Regions from separate parts of the Homo sapiens genome. Here region 2 is linked to region 1. Evidence: chromatin contacts called from ENCODE Hi-C or POLR2A ChIA-PET data. All regions are on one chromosome and are shown on one strand. The core of a region is the stretch at or near the end of the contact, and the rest is flanking DNA. Distances in the headings are between cores, read along the strand shown.

Region 1 (4,338 bases), core at 825-3,324:
GTTTATCTGAGATGCTGGGACCTCAGCCCCGGCCGCAGGAACTCTTGGGAAACAGAATGTCAGACACCTGCCAGGGCACACAGGGATGCCTGCAGCCCTACTTACGGTGCCTACAAAGGCTCGCAGGCATGATCTCGGGGCTGCTGTCCTTTAAAAAAAAAAAATGCCCATAAATCAAAACGCAGTGTTCTTTACAGTAGCTGTGCCTCACAGCCAGAGTCAAGTCTTGTCCATCTACACCACGGTGCCACCCACACAGAGACAGAATCATAGGTGCTGGGAAGCGATGTGGCGTTAGATCCCAGCAAGTCACAGGAGTGGCTTCTTTTCTCATCCTCAGTCCTCTCCATTACCATCAGTTCAGTAACAGGATAGCCTCAACACCTAATGTGACTCGCTGACACATCTCTTTGCCTTTGGCTTATAAAAATATATTTCTACTGTGTTTTCACCATCAAAATGTATTATCTTGGTCTTTCCTTCTTGCCTTTGCATAGGACCAAGGGAGAGCTACACTGACTACTCTGAGAACCTTAACTCGGACCCCAGGGATGTCACCAACAGCATGATCTTTGTGACCAAATCCAGCAATCAGAACTTCACCAAGGTTTTATCCCTAAATTTTTTTCCCCGAAATTTTTATTTTAGCTTTTTTTTTCTTTTCTTTTCTTTTCTTTTTTTTTTTTTTTTTTTTTGAGACAAAGAGTCTCGCTCTGGCACCCAGGCTGGAGTGCAGTGTCGCCATCTCGGCTCACTGCAACCTCCACCTCCCGGGGTTTAAGCAATTCTCTTGCCTCAGCCTCCCGAGTAGCTGGGATTACAGACATCTGCCACCACGCCTGGCTACAGAACTTCATTGTTGTCCTCAACTGAAGTCAAGCAGTCATCACTGAGTACAGAAGCTGTGATTTCTTGGTCAGTGGGGCCATAAAGAGCATCCTGATGGCAGGATGTGGCTGTTTGGTTTCAATCCCTACTTTTCCGGCACAATTCCCTTTTGGAGAAGCACTTCCAAAAGGGCTAGGTGCGGGGACTGCACCCAAATGGGCTTTCCTGCACTGCTGATCACCCCACTTCTGGTCTTGCTGGTGGTTACAGAGCTTCCCAGCAGTATGAAGACTGAGATACTTGCCACAGGCCGGGGCCAAAAAGAAGCAGCACTCATCTCTCTTTTGAACAACAAGAGTGGGTATCAATCGGAACCCAGGGCAGGCAACCACGCCAGGCACACTTAGTAATAGTTTCCTTCCACTGTCTTCATTTTACAGCGACCTGCTGGTTTCGTTAACTCATAGTGACTCTCCATTTACAGTAGTGAGATAAAGCTTCCTTTTTCAAAAAATAAAGGAATTCAATTTGTTTAAGTGCATCATTAAAAGTAAACTACAGTCTGGGCACGGTGGCTCACACCTGTAATCCCAGCACTTTGGGAGGCTGAGACCGGCAGATCATGAGGTCAGGAGTTCAAGACCAGCCCGGCCAACATGGCGAAACCCCATCTCTACTAAAAATACAAAAATTAGCCGGGCGTGGGCCTGTAATCCCAGCTACTTGGGAGGCTGACGCAGGAGAATCGCTTGAACCCAGGAGGTGGAGGTTGCAGTAAGCTGAGATCGTGCCATTGCACTCCAGCCTGGGAGACAAGAGCAAGACTCTGTCTCAAAAAAAAAAAAAAAAGTAAACTGTAGTAGGCCGGGCACGGTGGCTCATGCCTGTCATCCCAGCGCTTTGGAAGGCTGAGGCGGGTGGATCGCTTGATCCTAGGAGTTCAAGACCAGCCTGGACAGCATGGTGAGACCTCAACTCTACAAAAAAATAAATAAATAAAAATGAATAATAAAGTAAACTATAGGGTAAGTAACAGTACTGTGGTAAACAAAAGATTGACAGGTGAAAAGCAGCCAGCTACATACTCACCCACCCTGTGTCCCATGGACTGAGTGATCTATTAACACCTGCTCAGCGGAGTTCAGGGCTGAGCAGCGCCACAGTAAACCACACATGCTCACATACAAAAAGTGCGGCCAGCCGTTCCCACGCAGCAGCCTTACGGTGTCTGCTCACTTCCTGCTTCACCCTTGAATCAAAGAATGCTGGGTGCCTCCCAAACTCTTTCTTCCTTCCTTAGCAACAAAAACTAATTTCCTTTTTATCAAGAACAATTGCCCCCTCTGCAGCCAAGGGGGACCATGACATGAATGCTGGCCCAAGACACGAGTGGTATACTGTAAGCACCTTCTAGTGAAGGTCGGGGGAGCTTCAACGTTTTTGTACCAAGAGCCCATTTTGTAATCTAGGAATAACCATGGGCTCCTATTCAGGAAAATGTATTAAAATATATAAAACATACCATATCACAAAGGAAACCAATTACATCAAAATAGAATGATCATGATTGAAGAAAATACTATATTTCACCCAGAGCTAAATGAAAAACATTGTAATTTTTTTCCCTATCCAAGCTCAGGCCCCTGAATCCTATATGTAGAAATAGACGAAGTCTCTCTGCTCTCTCCTCCTTCCTGCCGCCTGGAATGAGAATGAAATGGCTGGAGCTAAAATGGCTATTTTGGTCTACAAGGCAAGACAGGAGGAGTCCCGGTCTCTGATGGCCGTGGAGCCACATACCAGCCCCAGCCCATCTACCTCTGGATAGAGAGAAATTTCCATCACATCTCCTTAACCACCGGAACTTCAAGAAGAGTAGGTCTGAATGGCTTTGTGTACAAAAAATAAACCAACTGTTGGTTTACATAGTGTCTGCTCACTTCCTGCTTCACCCTTGAATCAGAAAATGCTAGGTGCCTCCCAAACGCCTTCTTCCTTCCTTAGCAACAAAAGCTAATTTTTTTTTTTAATTGGGAACAAGTGCCCCCTCTGCCTCCAGGGGAGGCCATGGGACAAATGCTGGCTCAAGCCACCAGTGAGATACCAGGAGCACCCGTCAGTTTACATAACAGTTGGTTTATTCTTTGTTATACAAAGCCATTCAAACCTAGTCTTCCTTGCTATATCTCTAATACTTTTTCTAGGTAGTAAAGTTGGAAACAGTTGAAGCCTGATCATTAGCAAAGTTTAATCATCTTGGAGAGACATATTCTTCTTCACTTACAAAAATGAGTCCTTCAGAGTTACAAAGGAAATCCAACTAGAATAGGTCCTCTGTAGCTAACTGCATTATGGGAGGCAAACCCCAAAACCTGGAACCACAGAAGTCTACGGCAAGGCTGCTCCATCCTGAGGCACGCCCTTTAGCGCGCACACGCCCAAGCGCCACGCATTAACCACGGTTCTGGATATCCACAAGCACGTACCACACCTCCAGTCTACAACCAGGGACGTACACACCTGACGTGAACCCACAGTCACAGGGTTAGAAGCACAAAGGCACCGCCATGAGACGTGGGCCAGAAGTCATCCCAGAGCTGGTGGAGGGGGCTGCGAAAGTACTTACTAATTGTCATGGACTCTGGCACTGAGGCAGAAGGTAACAGGCTGCTCAGAGGACTTCCGTGGCCTGGAGAGCTGGCTTCCACACTAGGAAAAAGCAGGCAGGAGGAAGTTACACTCGGCCACTGAAAGTACACACCCTCACCATTCCAAAAACTAGCAGAGGTCGGTTTACTCCGGTACCTCTACTAGAAGGGATAGAGGCAGTCATTGGAAATTAGTCAGGCCTCGTTATCTGCAGATTCCGTATTTGGAAATTCATCTACGCACTAAAATTTATTTGTAACCCCAAAGTCAATACTTGAGGTGCTTTCACAATCATTCATGAACACGTGCAGAGGCCAATAATTTCACTCCCTAATGTGCATAATCTCAGCTGAAGTCGAACAGCTGGGACCTCAGATCTCACACCGTAAACAAGCATCCTCTTTGCTGTCTATTTACTGCCATGTTTTTAGCATTTTTTTTTCCACTTTTCTTTCTTTTGCGTGATCTCGGCTCACTGTAACCTCCACCTCCTGGGTTCAAGCGATTCTTGTGCCTCAGCCTCCCAAGTAGCTGGGATTACAGGCCCGCACCACCACACCCGACTAATTCTTGTATTTTTACTAGAAATGGGGTTTCGCCAAGTTGGCCAGACTGGTCTCAAAGTCCTGACCTCAAGTGATCCACCTGCCTCAGCCTCCCAAAGTGCTGGGATTACAGGCATGACCCACCACACCCGGCCTTTTTTTCCACTTGATTTTATTGTTTAAAATGTCCCCAAGCACAGTGCTGAAGTGGTACTGCCGACAGTTCCTAAGCACAGGAAGGCTGTGATGTGCCGTATGGAGATAATTTGTGAGTTAGAGATGCTTCATTCAGGCATGGCTTACAGTGCTGCTGGCT
Region 2 (4,338 bases), core at 1,092-3,591, 460 kb before region 1:
GGTGACAGGAATCAGGAACCCACTCCCGCCCCAGGGTAGTGGTAAACGGGTGTCAGCACGGCTGCATTAGGAGCTGGCTGAACGAAGATGCGATGGACCCCGACAGAGATGTGGCCCAGAGTGTGACCTCAGGGTTGAGGTCTGGCATGGAGAGCAATTTGGCAGCTTGAAAAGGGAGGCTGATGAACAACTACATGCTGAAATGGTTATGACTTGGGACTCAGATCACAGAGGTCTGGGTCTGAGATCCTGGCTCCATCAAGCACTAAGCGTGGGTCCTTTGAGACATTGATGACCTTCCATGAGCCTCAGTTTCTTTATCTGTACAATGAGCCTGCACATGGTAACTGCCCTCATAGGGAATTCTGTGAAGAATGAAGAAGGTAATTCTGGCACTCAGAAGTCCTCCATCAGGGCTGACCATCCCCACTGTTAGTGGTATTCCCCTGCTCCTGTCATTCTCTCCCTGATAAGATATGATACATGGTTCCATAGTCCTTCTCTCCATGCACCAATATTCCATAATACTTCAGGATAGACAATACTGAGGAAGAGGTTCCAGGTCTGGGTATGATGTAGTAAGGTCACCTCCCCCTGTGTCTCCCCTCCAAGTCAGCTTTCAAACCTGGAGTGGATGCATGAGGCAGCTAGTCAATAACTCAGGAAACTAAATAGCAGCCAGACTACAGAGATGACCAGTTGTTGCTGTCCCAGGAAACCCGCAGTGAGCTCACCATTTTTCCCCTGTAGCATCCTCCAGCCTGAACTACAGGCAGCCTGACCCCAAAAGTGGGCAGGGGGTGAACAGACAGGGCTGTCAGAGAAGCCCTCCAGCTCTGGGTCCAGAAGTGGAAAAGGGCACTCCTGCTCAGAAAGGGTGGAGGCGATCTTGTTTCTTTTTGCCCCTTCTCTCATGCCTCAGCCTTGAGCAGTCCTCAAGCACCTGACACTCTAGGGGAGGTGGCGGTAAGATCAATGGTGCCCCAAGGATGCCCAGCTCTTCATCCCTGGAGCGTCTTCATATGTGAGCTTCTACAACAAGAGGGACCAGCAGCTGTGGTTACATTCAGGCTTTTGAGATGGGGAGATGATCCTGGACTCTTTAGGTCCACCCCATGGAATCTCAGGGTCCCAGAGTAATTGCTGGGAAGCAAAGAAGGGGCCATGGCATAGGGTGGCTGCCAGGAAGCCGCGAAACAAATTCTGCCCCACAACCTCGAGAAGGCGCCAGCCCTGCCGACACCTTGACTGTAGCCTAGTAAGACGGATCTCGGACTTCTGGCCTCCACAGCAGCTGGAGAATAAATCTGTAGTTTTTAGCCACTAACTTTGTGCCAATTTGGTAGGGCAACAATAAGAAATTAATACAGGGGATAACGTTCCTCTTTAATCATAAGAGCTGTGGTCCCAAGAGGGTGGGGCCACCCCGTAATGCCTCTAGTCCTGTCCTCCCTCCACTTGACCTTACGCTGGGGGTGGGGGGAGCGGGTCAGCCACAGGAAGTAGGTTAACCTTGACCCAATCCTTGGACCTGACACAAAAGTCCACTCAAAATGAATCGCAGATCTAAAATGTAAAGCTATAAAACTTTGAGGAAAACCTAGGAGAAAATCTTTATGACCTGGGTTTAGGCTAACAATTGGTAGACATGACACCAAAAGCATGATCTGGGACACAAAAAGTAAATTTCATCAAAATTAAAAAGGTGTCATGCAAAAGACACTGAAAAGAAGCTGAAGACTAGAAGAAAATATGTGCAACTCACATGTTCGACAAAGGTCTTGCATCTAACATATACAAAGAACTCCCAAAACTCAAATCTTTGTAAAACCACAAACAGCCTAGTTTCTAAGAACAGGCAAAATACTTGGACACTTACTTACTTCCCCAAAGAGGATGTGTTAAAGGAAAACATCCACATGAAAATATGCTCAACATCATTACTCATTAGGAAAATGCAAATTAAGACCATGATGAAATATTCTGCATCCTTGTGAACAGCCACAGTAAAGAATCATGACAGTATGACATGCTGCCCAGGGTGCAGAGCAACTGGGCCCCTCATACGCTGTGGGAATGCAGTTTCTTACATTTAGCATAGGATCCAGTCCTCAACTCTTAGGTATTTGCCGCACAGAAATGAAAACTTTTGTTCACACAAAAAGCTGCACTTGAATGTTTCCACTAGCTCTATTCAAAATTGCCAACAACTGGAACCAACGCAACTTTATTCCTTTATGACTAGATAAACCGTGGTATATCCATTTAACCAAACTCTGCTCAGTAATAAAAACACTGCTGACTCACCCAACGACTTGACGGTTCTCACACATGCTGAAAGACGCCAGCCTCAAGAGGTTGCTTACAGTATGATTCCATTTATGTGACATTCTTGAAAAGACAAAACTAGAGGGGGAGGGACAAGGGCTTAGAGGTGGGGGAGGGTGCAGCTAGAAAGGAAATGAGGGGAAAACAGCTTTTTAGGGTGAAGGAACTGGTCTATATCTTGACGGTGATGGTGGTTACTCAAATCTATGCATGTGTTTAAATTCACAGACATGAACAAGAGCAAAAGTCAATTGCACTGTGTAAATTAAAAATTTTTTGTGAAAGTAAAGGCAAGTAGGACTCTGGGCAATCTATTAAACTTGGCCCTATCCCAGAATACACAGTGATGTCTTTCTGGGCCCCATTCTGGATTCATGGATGGTTTTGGCTCGAATTACTGGTCTGTTCTATCTTCTCCCTATTTATATCACTTGCCTTAGCATTTCACAGCACTGCTACATGCCCACAGCCACCCTTTCTCCCACTTAGAACAGGTCATTAATCTGTGCAAGTGTACAAATGGCCCCATCTACCGTTCTCTGTGCCCCTCTTTGCCACGTGACTTTGCAGTGCCCTCCCACTGACTCTGGTTTCTGCCTTGTAATCCCCCTTGGCGATGTGACATGCTCACAGCTTGGATGATACCCATATGGGTGTGCTTCTCCTGTCTGTGCTCCCTGATGTACATGCCCAGGCTCGCCCACTGGTCCTGGGAGGAGGATGAAAGATCTGTGGATCTTTCTGTTTCACAGCCCAGTTTTTCCATTCTTCCTAGTCAAGGCCCTCCTGCATCCACCTACTGATTCCCAGACACAGAAGCCAGCTCAGCTAAGACCAGTTAAGCCTCCTAGCCCATCACCTCACGCATAAGCAATATGTTATCACATACCAACAAAGTATCATAGATGTATGTTACACAGCATCAACATAGGAGATACGTGATAACCAAACCAAGTAACCATTCTCAGTTATTACTCCCAGACATCATTTTAAAAGTGCAAGGGGAGGCCGGGCGCGGTGGCTCACGCCTGTAATGTCAGCACTTTGGAAGACCGAGACCATCCTGGCTAACATGGTGAAACCCCCTCTCTACTAAAAAACAAAAATACAAAATTAGCCAGGTGTGGTGGCAGATCCCTGTAATCCCAGCTACTAGGGAGACTGAGGCACAAGAATGGCATGAACCCAGAACACAGAGCTTGCGGTGAGCCTAGATCACACCACTGCACTCTATTCTGGGTGACAGAGTGAGACTCCGTCTCAAAAATAAAAAAATGCAAGGGGAAATGCAGAAAGCTGTGAATTTGCTTAGCCCACTGAGAAGAAAGCTGTCACCAAGATCGATTATACTTTAGCAGGACAGGACGATTTTGGTCTATAAATGGCAGACAATTTTTTTTTTTTTTTTTTTGAAACGGAGTTTTGCTCTATTGCCCAGGCTGGAGTGCAGTGGCACGATCTCAGCTCACTGCAACCTCTGCCTCCTGGGTTCCAGTGACTCTCCTGCCTTAGCGTCCCAAAAAGCTGGGACTATAAGCGTGAGCCACCATGCCCAGCCAGACAACTTCTTATATGCTGTGGACACACCTCTCTGATATAGGAGATATTTTATTACTTTTTTTTGTTTAAACAAACCCCACATAGGATAGAGGTCATTGTGCCAAAAATACCTACTCTGCTTCCCTTTTTCCAAAGTGAAGTTTCAGATGCTCCAATGTTTAAAAAAGACATGAAGTAGGGCAAACAACTGTAATAATATCTAAGCTGCCAACTCAATCATTTTGGGACTGAAGTGAGAGTTTGAACAAAGAAGTAAAAACAAAGTCAAAATTGCTTCCCTTCGAGAAGCTCCATAGTAGGTAATATTTCCTTTAATCCTCCCAACAAGCCTGTGAAATCTCTGCCACTATCACCAATTTTATAGATGAGGATGCTGAGGCAGAGGTGAAGTTCACAAGGCTGCTATGTAGTTGAGCTGGAATTTGAGCCCAGGTCTGTTTGGCTCAAAGT

Evidence for each region. Hi-C counts contacts between places; a loop is a spot of excess contacts on that map. ChIA-PET counts read pairs that join two places held with the same protein, here RNA polymerase II (POLR2A). Pooled maps may share reads with other maps.
Region 2: a map of naive thymus-derived CD4-positive, alpha-beta T cell shows a loop between it and region 1 (4-fold over the local background). The contact joins two enhancer-like sites. A Hi-C loop is called at or near these places in 2 of 168 maps with a recorded cell type or tissue (chondrocyte and naive thymus-derived CD4-positive, alpha-beta T cell), 10 of 37 single-sample maps with no recorded cell type and 16 of 50 pooled maps. POLR2A ChIA-PET finds 5 or more read pairs at or near these places in 1 of 52 experiments (activated CD4-positive, alpha-beta memory T cell).

Annotation. Positions count from the first base shown.
Region 1 is chr16:12,078,032-12,082,369 of GRCh38, reverse strand. It overlaps SNX29 (sorting nexin 29), which reads right to left. Exons shown (of 21, transcript NM_032167.5): 11 at 3,455-3,537. It also overlaps the pseudogene RPS23P6. Among named protein-coding and RNA genes, the nearest start is that of SNX29, 100 kb to the right of the region's middle. Within about 2 kb of position 2,074, at least 8 of the 41 ENCODE cell types and tissues checked have a DNase peak (open chromatin) inside an H3K27ac peak, as active enhancers do.
Region 2 is chr16:12,537,386-12,541,723 of GRCh38, reverse strand. All of the region lies in intron 20 of SNX29 (sorting nexin 29), which reads right to left. It also overlaps a transcript of SNX29-AS3 not described here. Among named protein-coding and RNA genes, the nearest start is that of SNX29-AS3, 72 kb to the left of the region's middle. Within about 2 kb of position 2,341, at least 2 of the 41 ENCODE cell types and tissues checked have a DNase peak (open chromatin) inside an H3K27ac peak, as active enhancers do.